Linked DNA regions of Homo sapiens: all the other regions are linked to region 1. The links are chromatin contacts, found by Hi-C or POLR2A ChIA-PET in ENCODE. All regions are on one chromosome and are shown on one strand. The core of a region is the stretch at or near the end of the contact, and the rest is flanking DNA. Distances in the headings are between cores, read along the strand shown. Region 1 holds the start of STX5 (syntaxin 5). Region 2 holds the start of TMEM258 (transmembrane protein 258). Region 3 holds the start of FADS1 (fatty acid desaturase 1).

What was found. Hi-C counts contacts between places; a loop is a spot of excess contacts on that map. ChIA-PET counts read pairs that join two places held with the same protein, here RNA polymerase II (POLR2A). Pooled maps may share reads with other maps.
Region 2: a loop to region 1 is called in a pooled map, with 5 times the contacts of the local background. The contact joins the promoter of TMEM258 here to the promoter of STX5 in region 1. A Hi-C loop is called at or near these places in 6 of 50 pooled maps. POLR2A ChIA-PET finds 5 or more read pairs at or near these places in 2 of 52 experiments (RWPE1 and activated B cell).
Region 3: a loop to region 1 is called in a pooled map, with 4 times the contacts of the local background. The contact joins the promoter of FADS1 here to the promoter of STX5 in region 1. A Hi-C loop is called at or near these places in 1 of 37 single-sample maps with no recorded cell type and 8 of 50 pooled maps. POLR2A ChIA-PET finds 5 or more read pairs at or near these places in 3 of 52 experiments (PC-3, RWPE1 and activated B cell).

What each region holds. Positions count from the first base shown.
Region 1 is chr11:62,828,987-62,833,515 of GRCh38, reverse strand. It overlaps STX5 (syntaxin 5), which reads left to right and starts at 1,465. Exons shown (of 11, transcript NM_003164.5): 1 at 1,465-1,562; 2 at 2,254-2,497. The coding sequence starts at 2,273. TEX54 (testis expressed 54) reads left to right here and starts at 675. Exons shown (of 1, transcript NM_001395459.1): 1 at 675-1,195. The coding sequence starts at 766. The coding sequence ends at 1,140. WDR74 (WD repeat domain 74) reads left to right here. Exons shown (of 11, transcript NM_001369450.1): 11 at 385-605. The coding sequence ends at 564. STX5-DT (STX5 divergent transcript) reads right to left here and starts at 1,282. Exons shown (of 2, transcript NR_135084.1): 1 at 1,199-1,282. RefSeq lists enhancers at 955-1,004, 1,025-1,094, 1,465-1,554.
Region 2 is chr11:61,790,629-61,795,157 of GRCh38, reverse strand. It overlaps TMEM258 (transmembrane protein 258), which reads left to right and starts at 2,559. Exons shown (of 4, transcript NM_014206.4): 1 at 2,559-2,602. The coding sequence starts at 2,600. FEN1 (flap structure-specific endonuclease 1) reads right to left here and starts at 2,247. Exons shown (of 2, transcript NM_004111.6): 1 at 2,130-2,247. It overlaps MIR611 (microRNA 611), which reads left to right and starts at 2,597; the gene lies at 2,597-2,663. RefSeq lists enhancers at 1,358-2,333, 2,247-2,541, 2,334-3,311.
Region 3 is chr11:61,815,580-61,820,108 of GRCh38, reverse strand. It overlaps FADS1 (fatty acid desaturase 1), which reads left to right and starts at 3,106. Exons shown (of 12, transcript NM_013402.7): 1 at 3,106-3,554. The coding sequence starts at 3,180. It overlaps LOC124902680 (a long non-coding RNA gene), which reads right to left and starts at 2,089. Exons shown (of 2, transcript XR_007062696.1): 1 at 1-2,089. It also overlaps a transcript of FADS2 not described here. RefSeq lists silencers at 2,745-2,844, 3,185-3,384 and an enhancer at 3,905-4,529.

The DNA.
Region 1 (4,529 bases), core at 216-2,715:
TGTTTACCTGCCTGGTCACTTAATTTCTCTGAGAGGCATTAACAGTTAAAATCCTGAGAGGGTTATTGCCAACAGCATGGATGGGGTTGCTTTCTAGGAGCAGGGAATAAAGGTGGTGGTACCCAGAGGGATTCTTTCTCAGCCAGGGTCTCCTTCCCTGTGGGTTTGTCCCTGTGCCCCTGACTACTTTTCTTTTTTTTTTTTTTTTTTTTTTTTTTTAAACTTCTTTTTGTGGAGATGGGGTCTCCTTATGTTGCCCAGTCTGGTCGCTAAGTCCTGGGCTCAAGCAATCCTCCTGCCTTGGTCTCCCAAAGTGCTGAGATTACAGGTGGGAGCCACCGTGCCCGGCCCCCCTGACTCCTAAGCTTTCTTCCCACTCACCAGGATGAGCCCCAAGAGCCTCAAGAACCCAACAAGGTGCCCCTAGAAGACACAGAGACAGATGAACTTTGGGCATCCTTGGAGGCAGCTGCCAAGCGGAAGCTCTCGGGTTTGGAGCAGCCCCAAGGAGCTCTCCAAACGAGACGGAGAAAGAAGAAGCGGCCTGGGTCCACCAGCCCCTGACGCCCCTGTGCCCACTTTGTAAATAAACTGCTGAACACCCACCATGACCCTGAGCCTTTTGTGATGGGAGAAAGGAATGAGGGGTAGCTTGGGGTGGGGGCTGCCTGAGCTGGGGCGACGGGATATCTGATGTCACAAAAGCCGGGCCTGGAGGCAGGCAGGCTGGCGTGGGTGGCACGGAGTCCAGGGCCACGCGGGGCCATGGGCTGCTGCCAAGACAAGGACTTTGAGATGTCTGATGAGCAGTCCAAGGAGGAAGAGTCTGAGGACGGCAGGGAAGATGAGACCACAGACACACAAAGAGGGCCCAGGGAGTGTGAGAGGGGGCTTCCCGAGGGTAGGGGTGAGCTCAGAGGCCTCGTCGTCCCCTCAGGCGCCGAAGATATCGACTTGAACTCCCCGGACCATCCGAATCACAAGTCGAACGAAAGCCTTCTGATTACCGTGCTGTGGCGGCGACTATCCACGTTCGGTCGTCGGGGCTCCTCGCGGCCAAGCAAGAGGCAACCAGACCAGATTCGGAAGCAGGAGAGTCCGATCCGAGAAGGCAACCAGGAGGAGCCGGAGAAGGGATGACCCCAGACCTGCTCTCAGTCCGCCCCAACCTCCAGAGAATAAAATTTCTAACGTATACCTGCACGACCACTCTGGGGGACTGGGCGCGGACACCACCGGGCAGCTGGTTCTTTAAGGCTCCTTCCCGGAGGCGGGCCCAGCCCCCTGAGCGCCTGCTGTAGTACTCTGGGGCGGGGTCACGGTGGCGCCTTAGCCAATGGGAGGGCGGGATCGCTCTTGCGTTTGGGTGTGGGGCGTGTCTTTCGGGTCGCTGGGCTTGAAACGCGTGGGACCGCCCCCTCGTCACTGGGGGTGGGGTTACGTGTAGGTGACGTGGCCGCTTCCAGTCTTTGGTCGGGTTTCGGCGGCTTCAGTGCTCGGGGAGGAGGCAGTGACGGCCGGTGAGATTGGAAGTGGCGGCGGCGGCAGGCGGCAGAGGGGAGGTAAGATTCGCTTTAAGAGGGGATCTGGCCGCCGTGTCAGCTCTGGGGCAGTGGTTTTACGGGGGCGACGACTGGCGGGGGGAAGGGAATCAGGGGCGAGCGGGCAAGTCCTGCCGGCCCGGCTCCGGGTGAGCGAATTCCTTGCCGTCCAATCAGGAAAGCCTCTGTTGAGAGAGACGTCGGCCTTAGCTAATGAGTGGTTGAAGTCTTCCAGAAGGCGGACCTTGGGCGGGGGGTGGGACTTCCTGTTTCAAATAAACACCCAGAGGTTTTCCCCCTCCGCCCACCGAAGTGTGTCAGTCTTTGGAGGTCCGTCACTGGCCCTCCCGGAGGGGCCGAAGGAAACCGCGGAAACGAAAGGGCTGGGTTAGGGCCCGGGGCAGTTACACGGGCCGGGCCGGAGTCTCAGGACCACGGGGTTGGCTCTGGCCCTGTCTCTGCTTCAGGGTCCCCGGCCCGCGCTCTGGCCGCCAGAGCCAAGTTGGAAGAAGAGTCTGAAGCGGGTTCGACTTGGGACAGGGGAAAAGCGGGGCCCTTTCCGCTGCTGGTCCGCCCCAGGATTTGCGAGCGTCCTGGGCGCGAAAGTCCACGAGAAGTGCAGAAGGGGCTCGGGGATTTGTTGATTGGGGTGGGGCGGGGGAGTTTGGGTAAAGAAGTTGCCTGGGGAATGACACTCTCCCCTCCACAACAGTCCGAGGTTATGCGTCTCAATGATCCCGCGGAAACGCTACGGGTCTAAGAACACGGATCAGGGTGTCTACCTGGGTCTCTCAAAGACACAGGTCCTGTCCCCTGCAACTGCTGGCAGTAGCAGCAGCGACATCGCCCCTCTGCCCCCCCCAGTGACCCTCGTCCCTCCCCCTCCCGACACCATGTCCTGCCGGGATCGGACCCAGGAGTTTCTGTCTGCCTGCAAGTCGCTGCAGACCCGTCAGGTAAGGACCTGGAGTGGAAAAGGCGAGGAGTGAGCCTTACTCAAATCTAGGAAGGACTGTGCTCCACCACTGTTAACCGAAGTAATTTTGGGGGGTACCTGATGGAACTGATAGGCTTGGATGGGGCCTGTAGGGTCTGCTATAAGCAACAGAGAAGAGGTCGGCTGGCTAACTAGGGGCAAGGACTTAGACTTTTTTTTGTGAGGAATCCTTTGGAGGGCAGGATTGCTATTCTGGAGGGAGTACTTCAGAGAGTACTTGGCTGCAATATAATTGGTGTGAATAAGGAACAAGTTCTAGGAAGAGCCTTTAGCTGAGAAACATGCACCTTGAATTTTCCAATATACTTCTACCATAAGTTTGCTCTGTAACCATGAGAAAATTAGTTAATCTAGTTACATATTAGTTTTTATCTCTGTAAGATTAAGGACATTTTCTAGATAAGTAATTTGTTGTTTTTGTTTTGTTTTGAGATCTGTTTTTCAACTCTGTCAACAGGCTGGAGTGTAGTGGTGTGATGATAGCTCACTTGCAGTCTTGAACTCCTAGACTCAAGGGATCCTCTTTCCTCAGCCTCCTGAGCAGCTGGGACTACATGGATGCACCACTCAGCTAATTTTAAAATTTTTTCGTACAGGCAGTGTCTCACTATGTTGCCCAGGTTGGTCTGGACACCACACCTGGCCCTAGATCAGTAATTTGTATCAAAATCACTTAGGGTTGGATGTGGTGGCTCATACCTGTAATTCCAGCACTTTGGGAGGCCTAGGCCAGAGGATGACTTGAGGCCAGGAGTTAGAGACCAGCAGGAGCAACAAAGCAAGACCCTGTTTCTACAGGAAAAAAAAAAAAAAAAGCTGGACGTGGTGGCATGTGCCTGTAGTCCCAGCTACTTAGAAGGCTGAGCGAGGCCCAGTCTCTTCCTCTCTCTCTTTTTTTTTTTTTTTTTTTTTTGAGAAGGAATTTTGCCTTGTCGCCCAGACTGGGGTGCAATGGTGCAATCTCGGCTCACTGCAACCTCCTCTTCCTGGGTTCAAGCGATTCTCCTGCCTTAGCCTCTCGAGTAGCTGGGATTACAGGTGCCCGTCACCACGCCCGGCTAATTTTTGTATTTTTTTTTAGTAGAGATGGGGTTTCACCATGTCAGGCTGGCTTTGAACTCCTGACCTGAGGTGATCTGCCCTCCTCAGCCTCCCAAAGTGCTGGGATTACAGGTATGAGTCACCACACCTGGCCTCTCTCTCTCCTTTTTTGGAAACATGGTCTCACTCTGTCACCAAGGCTGGAGTACAATGGTTCTATCTCATCTCACTGCAACATCTGACCTCCTGGGCTCAAGCAACCCTCCTGCCTCAGGCTCCTCAGTAGCTGGGATTATAGGCATGTGCCACCACATCTGGCTAATTTCTGTTTTGTTAGTAGAGATGGGGTTTTACCATGTTGCCCAGGCTGGTCTCGAACTTCTGGGCTCAAGTGATCCGTCTGCTTTATCTTCTCAAAGTGCTGGGATTACAGGTGTCAGCCACTGCACTCAGCTCCTCTTAAAAAAAATTTGGGAGTGCTATTTATTTATTTATTTATTTATTTATTTTTGAGATGGGAATTTCGCTCTTGTTGCCCAGGCTGTAGTGCAGTGGCACGATCTTAGCTCACTGCAACCTCCGCCTCCCGGGTTCCAGTGATTCTCCTGCCTCAGCCTCCCAAGTAGCTGGGATTACAGACATGCGCCACCATGCCTGGCTAATTTTGTATTTTGAGTGGAGACGGGGTTTCTCCATATTGGTCAGGCTGGTCTCAAACTCCCGACCTCAGGTGCTCTGCCCGCCTCAGCCTTCCAAAGTGCTGGGATTGCAAGCGTGAGCCACCGTACCCAGCCGGGAGTGTTTTTTTCAACAATCCCAGTGGGACCCGAGTAAGCAGTTTGTGTTTGTTTGTTTGTTTGTTTGTTTGTTTGTTTTTGAGACAGTCTCTCTTTGTTGCCAGGCTGGAGTGCAGTGACGTGATCTGGGTTCACTGCAGCCTCCACCTCTGG
Region 2 (4,529 bases), core at 1,310-3,809, 1.0 Mb after region 1:
ACTCAATAGTAAGGCTCAACGAGTACCAGAAATTGAACCACGTGCTTAGAGAAATAAGATACTGTTGATATTCTAAGGTAGCAGCATTATTTATTACACAAAAAAAACCTGCAACATAGGTCTCCATCAAGGACCACAGAAGGCCAGGATGCTTGGCCTGGCTTGAGGAGTCCAGGGACCATAATGGCAGACCTGAAAGACAGGCAAATACACCAGCTAAACAAACAGATCTGATTTGTTTTGAGTCTCTGGAGAACCCTGACTAATAAGGCAGCCTTGAAAAAGGATTGCAAACATATCTGAATGGAGGTGATGTGGCTTTCTCACAAGCTTCTCTAAACTCTCTTCATCATCGCCTCAGCACATAAGAGTTTCTACTTTTATTATAATGTTGCTAGAGTTTCAAGTCTTTCCCTTTGCGTTTTCTCGCCACCACTCAGTCTGAAATGTTAACTCCATGGCTCCTCCCCAGGTCCTGATTTAGGGGTCTGGCATGCTGTAGTCACTGGGCTCAAAAGAGTATTGCACTTCAGAGTTCAGTGTTTCCCAGATAGCAGTGTTTCCCAAATCACCCTCACGATTTTTGCTACTTCCAACTAAAACCCGTACTTTCATTCACTTAGAATTTTTTTTAAAAAACTAAACTGGAAAACTCATAAGCAATAATATTTGTGTTCTATTAGTTATATTTTAATATGTATTAAATGTATAACTATTAAAAAGGATTTTTAGGGGGTGCAATTTAAAATCATCTTGCCATCCTGGCCAACACGGTGAAACCCTGTCTCTACTAAAAATACAAAAAAAAAAAAAATTAGCTGGGTGTGGTGGTGTGCACCTGTAATCCCAGCTACTCGGGAGGCTGAGGCAGGAGAATCGCTTGAACCCAGGAGGCAGAGAATGCAGTGAGCCGAGATTGTGCCGCTGCACTCCAGCCTAGCAAGAGAGTGAGACTCCGTCTCAAAAAAATAAAAAACTCATCTTGTGCCCACTGTTGGTATGTGTCCAATACTCCAAGAAATATTCTACTGGGGCCAGGCACAGAGGCTCTGGGCAGTAATCCCAGCACTTTGGGAGGCCGTGGTGGGAGGATCACATGAGCCCAGGAGTTCCAGGCTACAGTGAGCTATGATTGTGCCACCACACTCCAGCCTGGGCAACAGAGCAAGACCCTGTCAAGAAAAGAAAAGAAGACAAAAGAAAAGAGAAAGAAGAAACGAAAGACTCCATCAGGCCTTTTCATTGTTCCCACTCTTTCTTCACAGGGTTCTTTCTAGAGCATCAATGACTGTTCAATTCTTCCTTCTAATTCAGTCCAAACACTTCAGCATGGCATCACGATCTTTCATGTTCTGGTTCCCAACCTAACCCTACATTCTGGGATCTCAACAGAAAGCTGGAATAAGGCCCGCCTTTTCCCACTTTTCCTTAGCTGTGCCCTCCTCTCGCCATCCTCTCACGCGTCCTTCCAGGTCCATCCCTGGATTATTAATCAATTAATAATTAATTGACAATGAATTATTCATTTGATTAATATGAATAATTCCCCTGTGAACTGCAGCGGCAAAAGCTCTGGCCTTGAATCTAGGCGCGGCATTTACCATCCGTGTGACATTACCAAGCCACTGAGGTTTATTTTCTCGTCTACAGAAGAAGAACGATTACCATGCCTGTCTCTCAGGGCTGCTGCCAGGGTTAACTGAGACAACAGACAGAAACCTCTAATGTCCCCTCTCCAGGCCTGTTCAACCCTTCGGCTCTTGCCTCAAGCCGGCCGCGCTGCTGGAGTGTGGACTGAGGACCAGACCATGTAGCCCTTGATCCCCTCACGGCGTCCCACAGACAGGTAGGCAGGAAAGGGGCCTAAACAACTCAAGTGTCAGAAATGTTTCTCGTCCAAGGTCTTAGGAAAAATACAACACGACCCCATAAGGTGGAACTTATTACCGCTTTTCTACAATGGAGGAAAGAGAGGCTCGGAGCTTACGCGACTGGCCCAAGGCTCACAGGGGGAAAAGTGGCGGGACCTCTTGACTGCGAATCCCGCGCACTCCAGACCCCGGCTCCCCACGGCCCCCAGCGCCAAGCGGACCCCGTCGCTCCCGGAGGCGCTTCCCATGGGGTCTCACCTGGCCTTTGGGACACGCGGCCTCGGCGGCTAAAGCTTGGTTCGGGGTTGCCCCGGGCAGGCGGTCCTAAGCTCGCTCTCCCTTCTCAGCTTAGCGGCGGGTGGCCTGACGTTCAGCCGCCTTCCAAAGCCCGCGCTCCCGTCACGTGACCTGCTCGCCACGCACAGCCTCTTGGGGCGCGTAGTGCAGGCTGCGTCCCCTCAGACGGCTGCTCTCATGGCAACCAGTCCCTCCAGGGAGAACAGAGTCTCTCAGCGACCCTGGCGTACCCTTCTCCACCGCTTGTCCCCACTCCACCCACACCAGGTCCCCGCAGGCCCCTGCTCCCTCTACACCCGAAATCGCAGGACTACAAGTCCCTCAATGCCACTTGCGCCGGAGGCACTTCCTTTTCCGGTTGTGCTAGGCGCCTGCTCCTGCCGACGTGTTCTTCCGGTGGCGGAGCGGCGGATTAGCCTTCGCGGGGCAAAATGGTGAGAGCGTTGAGGGGAGTTCCAGACGGAGATGCGAGGACCCCTCGGGGTCTGACCCACACCGCGCTTATCTCCTCAGACGCCGGAGATCCAGAGGGCTAGACGCTCCTGGAACCTCCGGCTTGGGCTGAAGGGTGGGGAAGGGGGAAGCCCCTTGCCATGAACTCCTTAGGTTTCTCAGCTCGCGATTTCTAAGGGCGAGAGGCGTGGGGCGAATTTTGAATACCTTCCAGTTTGTATATCTCTGTTATCGGTGGTGTGTTATCTTTATTTGGAAAGTTCTTCTGCCGAACCCGTGCCCATCCTACAATGCCCTGGGCAAATGTTTATTGGTGAAGCACTTCCAACTCTCAGGCACTTGGCCAGACTTTCCTAGGAGCGCCCACAGCCTCTGTACAGATCTCTGGCCACGTTCCATGGACTTCTTTGTTTTCGGCCACGCCTCCTAGTGACCACCGTCTGACGCGCATCTAGCTCTGGGATGATGTCTATTCATCTTTGTATTCTCAGTGCCAAACAGAGGGCCCGTAATTGGAAGCTCAATAAATGGCAGTGATTGTCTTTATCATTTTGGGGGAAGGGGGCCGTGATTGTTTACTGAATTGAATTCCAGTGTCTCAGAACAATGGGGGCAGTTTACTTCTCTAGAGTTGTTATGTTCTGGATTTTAGAAGCATTGGCTGACCGGTGACAATGAAGTTAACATTTGTACAGATCTTTACGTTTACAGCCCTCTTTCATAAAAGACATTATCTCATCATCTTCCCTACAGCCTTAGGAAGGAAGCAAATACCTGTTGAGCAAAATACTCCCTGCTAGGCACTAGATGCTTTGATTCATCATCTTTCTTATTTTTCAGTTCTGTGAAATAGATATTACAGTCGCTTTACTCAGACTCAGATTACTCAGAACCAGAACTTGAATGTCTTGACCATAGCTCACAAGATTCCATAATAGCATAGGTAGTGAGGAAAATACTGAATTAGAAATTGAGGGCCAGGCGCGGTGGTTCACTCCTGTAATCCCAGCACTTTGGGAGGCTGAGGCGAGCGGATCAGGAGGTCAGAAGTTCAAGACCAGCCTGGCCAGCAAGGTGAAACCCTGTCTCTCCTAAAAATACAAAAAATTAGCCGGGCATGGTGGTTCACGCCTGTAATCCCAGCTGCTCGGGAGGCTGAGGCAGGATAATCACTTGAACCCAGAAGGCGGAGCTTGCAGTGAGCCGAGTTGGCACCACTGCACTCCAGGCACTCCAGCCTGGGCGATAGAGCAAGACTGTCTGGAAAAAAAAAAAAATTGAGCCTGGGCGCGGCAACTCACACCTGTAATCTCAGTACTTTGGGAGGCCGAGGCAGGCAGATCACCTGAGGTCAGGAATTCAAGACCATCCTGGCCAGCATGGCAAAACCCCATCTCTACTAAAAATACAAAAATTAGATGTGGTGGTGCGCACCTGTAATCCTATAGTCCCAGCTACTCGAGAGGCTGAGGTATGAGAATCTCTAGAACCCGGGAGGCAGAGGTTGCAGTGAGCCGAGATCGTGCCACTGCCCTCCAGCCCGGGCGACAGAGTGAGACGCCGTCCAAAAAATGAGACTCCGTCAAAAAAAAAAGATATTGAGATCTGGGTACCACCAGTCAGTGACTTATAGCGGGGGTTCTCAGCTTGGTGTCTATAGACACTGGTCCACAAAGCTCCGGAAATTGTAGGCAAACTTTTTCTTGTATGTGGTTTTTCTCAGGCAGAGAGTTCGTACCTTTAGTCACGTTTTCATAGTGGTCAGATTATTGGCCTCAGAAAATGCTAATAAGGGCCATTGATCTGCAGCTACATTTCCGGGCTAAAATCAGCCTCTGTTTCACGGCAGCACCAGGCTCCTTGATAACCGCATGTTCTCTCCAGGCTGAAATCGTGGGATTCTTTGAT
Region 3 (4,529 bases), core at 1,857-4,356, 1.0 Mb after region 1:
CTCAGCCTCCCAAGTAGCTGGGATTACAGGCACTAATTTTTGTATTTTAGTAGAGACAGAGTTTCACCATGTTGGCCAGGTGGGTCTCGAGCTCCTGGCCTCAGGTGGTCCACCTGCCTCTGCCTCCCAAAGTGCTGGGATTACAGGTGTGAGCCACCGCGCCCAACCTAGTCTTTTTATAGAACAGTTATCTCTGTAGCCAAACTTACATCATATTATTTAATTTTCCTTGATTCGGGGGAGGGGGGAGGGATAGCATTAGGAGATATACCTAATGCTAAATGACGAGTTAATGGGTGCAGCACACCAACATGGCACATGTATACATATGTAACAAACCTCCATGTTGTGCATATGTACCTTAAAACTTAAAGTATAATAAAATAAAAGATTTACATAAAACATTTTTCCTTGATTCTGTATTAAAGGAAAGATGACATTATTTTCAATGTCTGCAAAATATTTCACTGATGGGCATTTAGAGTGTTTCCATTTCCCGCTATCATAGATACTGCTTTAATGAATATTTTTTGTTTATAAATAGTTTTCTTTTTTTGTGTGTGGATATAGAATCTTGCTTTGTTGCCCAGGCTGGAGTGCAGTGGCACAATCTCGGCTCACTGCAACCTCTGCCTCCCGGATTCAAGCAATTCTCCTGCCTCAGCCTCCCGAGTAGCTGGGACTACAGGCGCACGCCGCCACGCCCAGCCGATTTCTTTTGTTCAGGCTGGTCTTGAACTCCTGAGCTCAGGCAATCCGCCTGCCTCGACCTCCCAAAGTGCTAGGATTATAGGCGTGAGGCACCCCGCCTGACCTATAAATATTTTTCTAAGAACATTTCCTTAGGCTATATTCCTAAACATGGAATTATTGGGAACATTTTTATTTTTCTATTTTTTTTCATCTCTTCAGTATTCAAAACATTCCTAAATTCTGGCCGGGTGCGGTGGCTCACGCCTGTAATCCCAGCACTTTGGGAGGCCGAGGCGGGCAGATCACGAGGTCAGGAGATCAAAGCCATCCTGGCTAACATGGTGAAACCCCAACTCTACTAAAAATACAAAAACAAAATTAGCTGGGCGTGGTGGCGGGCACCTGTAGTCCCAGCTACTTGGGAGGCTAAGGCAGGAGAATGCCATGAACCTGGGAGGTGGAGCTTGCAGCAAGCTGAGATCAGGCCACTGCACTCCAGCCTGGGCGACAGAGCGAGACTCCATCTCAAAAAAAAAAAAAATCTTAAATTTCTATATAAGTTGTCAAACTATTTTTTCCAGTTTAATCAACTTACACTTCTACCAGCAGTATGAGAGCTTTTATCCCACTGCACAGTCACATAGGAAAAATGGTTTATGTAAAGGACCTCTCTTCTGTTATTTAATACCCATGAATTTCTTATATAGTTGTAATCAGCGAACCCATACTACTTTGGGTTCTGCTTATTTCACGGGGAAGGATTCTATATCTATCAATATAGTTCACATTCTAGCCATTTAAAATCATTCTTTAATTCTTCATTGTGTTAACAGATCCCAATAAGCTTGGCGATTTTCTTATTGTCAGGACTCGGGTTTATTTCCAGTTTTTGCTATTAAATTGGCTATTTCTGCATCTTTGCACAGTCTCCCCTACTTTACCAAGAGTGAAACTGCTTGATCAAAGAATAGAAAATGTTTTGTAGCTCGCATTAGACACTGCCAAGTTGTTGGGCAAGGTTTTTAAAAAAGGAATATTGGCTGTACAGAGGTGCAGCTGTGTGGACCATCATTCCTGAGCAGGGTCCAATAGCCTGGCATCTTACCTGGAAGTCAGGACATCTAAACTTCCCTATGGGAACTTGGTAAGCCCCTTCCCCATTTCGAACCTCAATTTTCTTATCTATAAAATGAAGAATTTGGATGGAATGAATTAATCCTTTTCTACCAGAAATCTAGCCATATTTCACCTAGTCTATTCTGTATCACCCTCTCCTGACTCCTACGTGCTCAGAATCTAGCTCAGTGCTTGGGACAGTTATGTTTCCTTTCCCTTTGAAGTGCCCAAATACCAGTGTAATGAGAAATATGGCAGAGCCTGAGAGTTCAGAGCACAGGCCAGGGTCAAATCTCAGCCCTCCACTTACAAGCTGTGTGACAAAATAACCTCCCCCGGGCTCAGTTTCTTCACTGTAAATTAGGTTAATTGTTCCAACCTCATAGGGTTGTTAGGAGAATTAAATGAGTTAAGGTTTGCAAAACGCTAAGAACAGTGCCTGGCACACAGTAAGTGCTTTATAAAGTGTTTGTTGAATAAATAAAATTTTGGACCTAAACTCTGGGTCTCTTCAGGACTGCAACAGCTTTGTAACTGGCAACCCCACTTTTAGGTGCGTTCCCACTCCTCTAAAACCCAGAGATCTAAATGCCAAATCTCTCTGCTTAAAAAGTCTCCCAGGGCTCCTAGGCGCCTCCAGGCTAGAACAGAAATGCCTCAGCTTGAAGACCCAGGCTTTTCAGGTGAAACACCTAAGGGTCAGGAGACGCTAGGATCATCACTCAAGGATCCCAGTGAATTTTTCCAAAATACAATAAAAATAAAAACAAAAAGAGGCAAACAGGGTTATAAAAATTGTGGGGCATTTTAAATGTTTCATTGAACAAATTAAAGCATTAACAGCCCTCCCCCAACCACCACCAAGCCCAAGAGACCGTAAATATGCTGTTCACAAGATAACTGCAACTTTCAAGGGCTCTCAGGCTGCTACTTCGGGCAGCACAATTGGCGGCACGACGTGGCAAGCAGGCAGTAGTTTCCAACCCTGGAGGGTCAGCGTCTGGAGACCCCGGCCAAGGCATCCACAGCCTAAAGATGATGTCCGCGACCGCCCGGGCAGCCTCGTGCACGGAAAAACCTCAACCCCGGCCCCGCCCACCCTTCCTGCGGCCACCCCGCAGCCCTGGCCCCTCAGTCCATTCACTCCTGCAGCGCGGCCCCGCACCCAGGGCCTGCACTAGAACCGCTGTTCCTACCGCGGCGCCCCCTGGGAGCCAACGCCGCGATGCCCGCCTGACGTCAGGAAGTCGAATCCGGCGGCGACGCCTTTAGGGAGCCCGCGAGGGGGCGCGTGTTGGCAGCCCAGCTGTGAGTTGCCCAAGACCCACCGGGGGACGGGATCTCGCTCCCCGCGCCACGAGGCTCGGCCAATGGGAACGCGCGCTGCGAGGCCCGCCGGTCTGCCCTGCGGTGCTGAAAACCCGGCGCGCAGGCGGCTGGCTCTGGGCGCGCGCCAGCAAATCCACTCCTGGAGCCCGCGGACCCCGAGCACGCGCCTGACAGCCCCTGCTGGCCCGGCGCGCGGCGTCGCCAGGCCAGCTATGGCCCCCGACCCGGTGGCCGCCGAGACCGCGGCTCAGGGACCTACCCCGCGCTACTTCACCTGGGACGAGGTGGCCCAGCGCTCAGGGTGCGAGGAGCGGTGGCTAGTGATCGACCGTAAGGTGTACAACATCAGCGAGTTCACCCGCCGGCATCCAGGGGGCTCCCGGGTCATCAGCCACTACGCCGGGCAGGATGCCACGGTGAGCGCAGCCAGGCGGGGGCACAGGAGAGGGCGGGACCGGAGGCTGAGTGCAGGGGAGACAGAGTTACGCACTCCGAGCCAAACACCGACTAATTCGGAGGAAAGCCCGGAGGCGCCTGATCATACCTGTTGCCCGGTGATTGGGTGTCCTGCGGATGCGGGATGAAAAGGCGGGAGAGAGGCCTGGAGAAGTGGAGTCTGGGGAGTGGGGATGGAGGCCAACAACACGCACACACAAACAAAGGGTCCCGCCTCCCTGCCGTGCATTCCATCTGCAGCCCCGAGCCTCAGGTCTCTGGGCGGGGACAGAACCCCGAGCTGGGTAGGCTAGGAGGGAGGAGAGCAAGGATGCAGGCCGCCTGGGGAGGGAGGGGGTCAGTGGCCAGGGGAGGGAGTCACATCCTGTCTCGATGGCTAGGAGAGGCAGCGCAGCCGCGTCTGGACCTAGGTGCCGGTCTCCACTCGCCAGCAGGAGCGGAGAGGGAGCAGGAAAGGAGCCCATTCTCGAGGATGGGGCTGAAACGGGAAGCTTGGGGAGACCGCTGCCTTGGGGACCCCTGCGTCGTGTGAAGACTGGAGGACGCGGAAGGGACAGCGCTGGCCGGGGAGGGCAAGCGGCCGCTGGCGTACATAAGGGATTGGGAATGGCATACACTTAGCGAGGACCCCCAGAGCTGTTCTCGAATCGCCGGGGAGGCCACTGAGCCGCAGGCCAGCGAGGTCTTCAGCTATTCCGCGGAGCGGACCGCTGTTTACGCTCTGGGGCGGTAGGCCCTTCGCGGGGTCCTGTCCCTTCTTCCCTTGGTCTCACTGCGGGGTCGGCGCGCGCCCCAGCCCCAGGCCTGCTGCTTCCCTTTCTAGACCACAGCCCTCAGAGCTAAGGCCCCGGCGCCTCTCTGCTGGGTTGGAGTCCTGGGGACTCAGTCCTAGGGACTCGAAAGTCGGGGCGTTCCCTTCACCGCGTTTCCCCCTT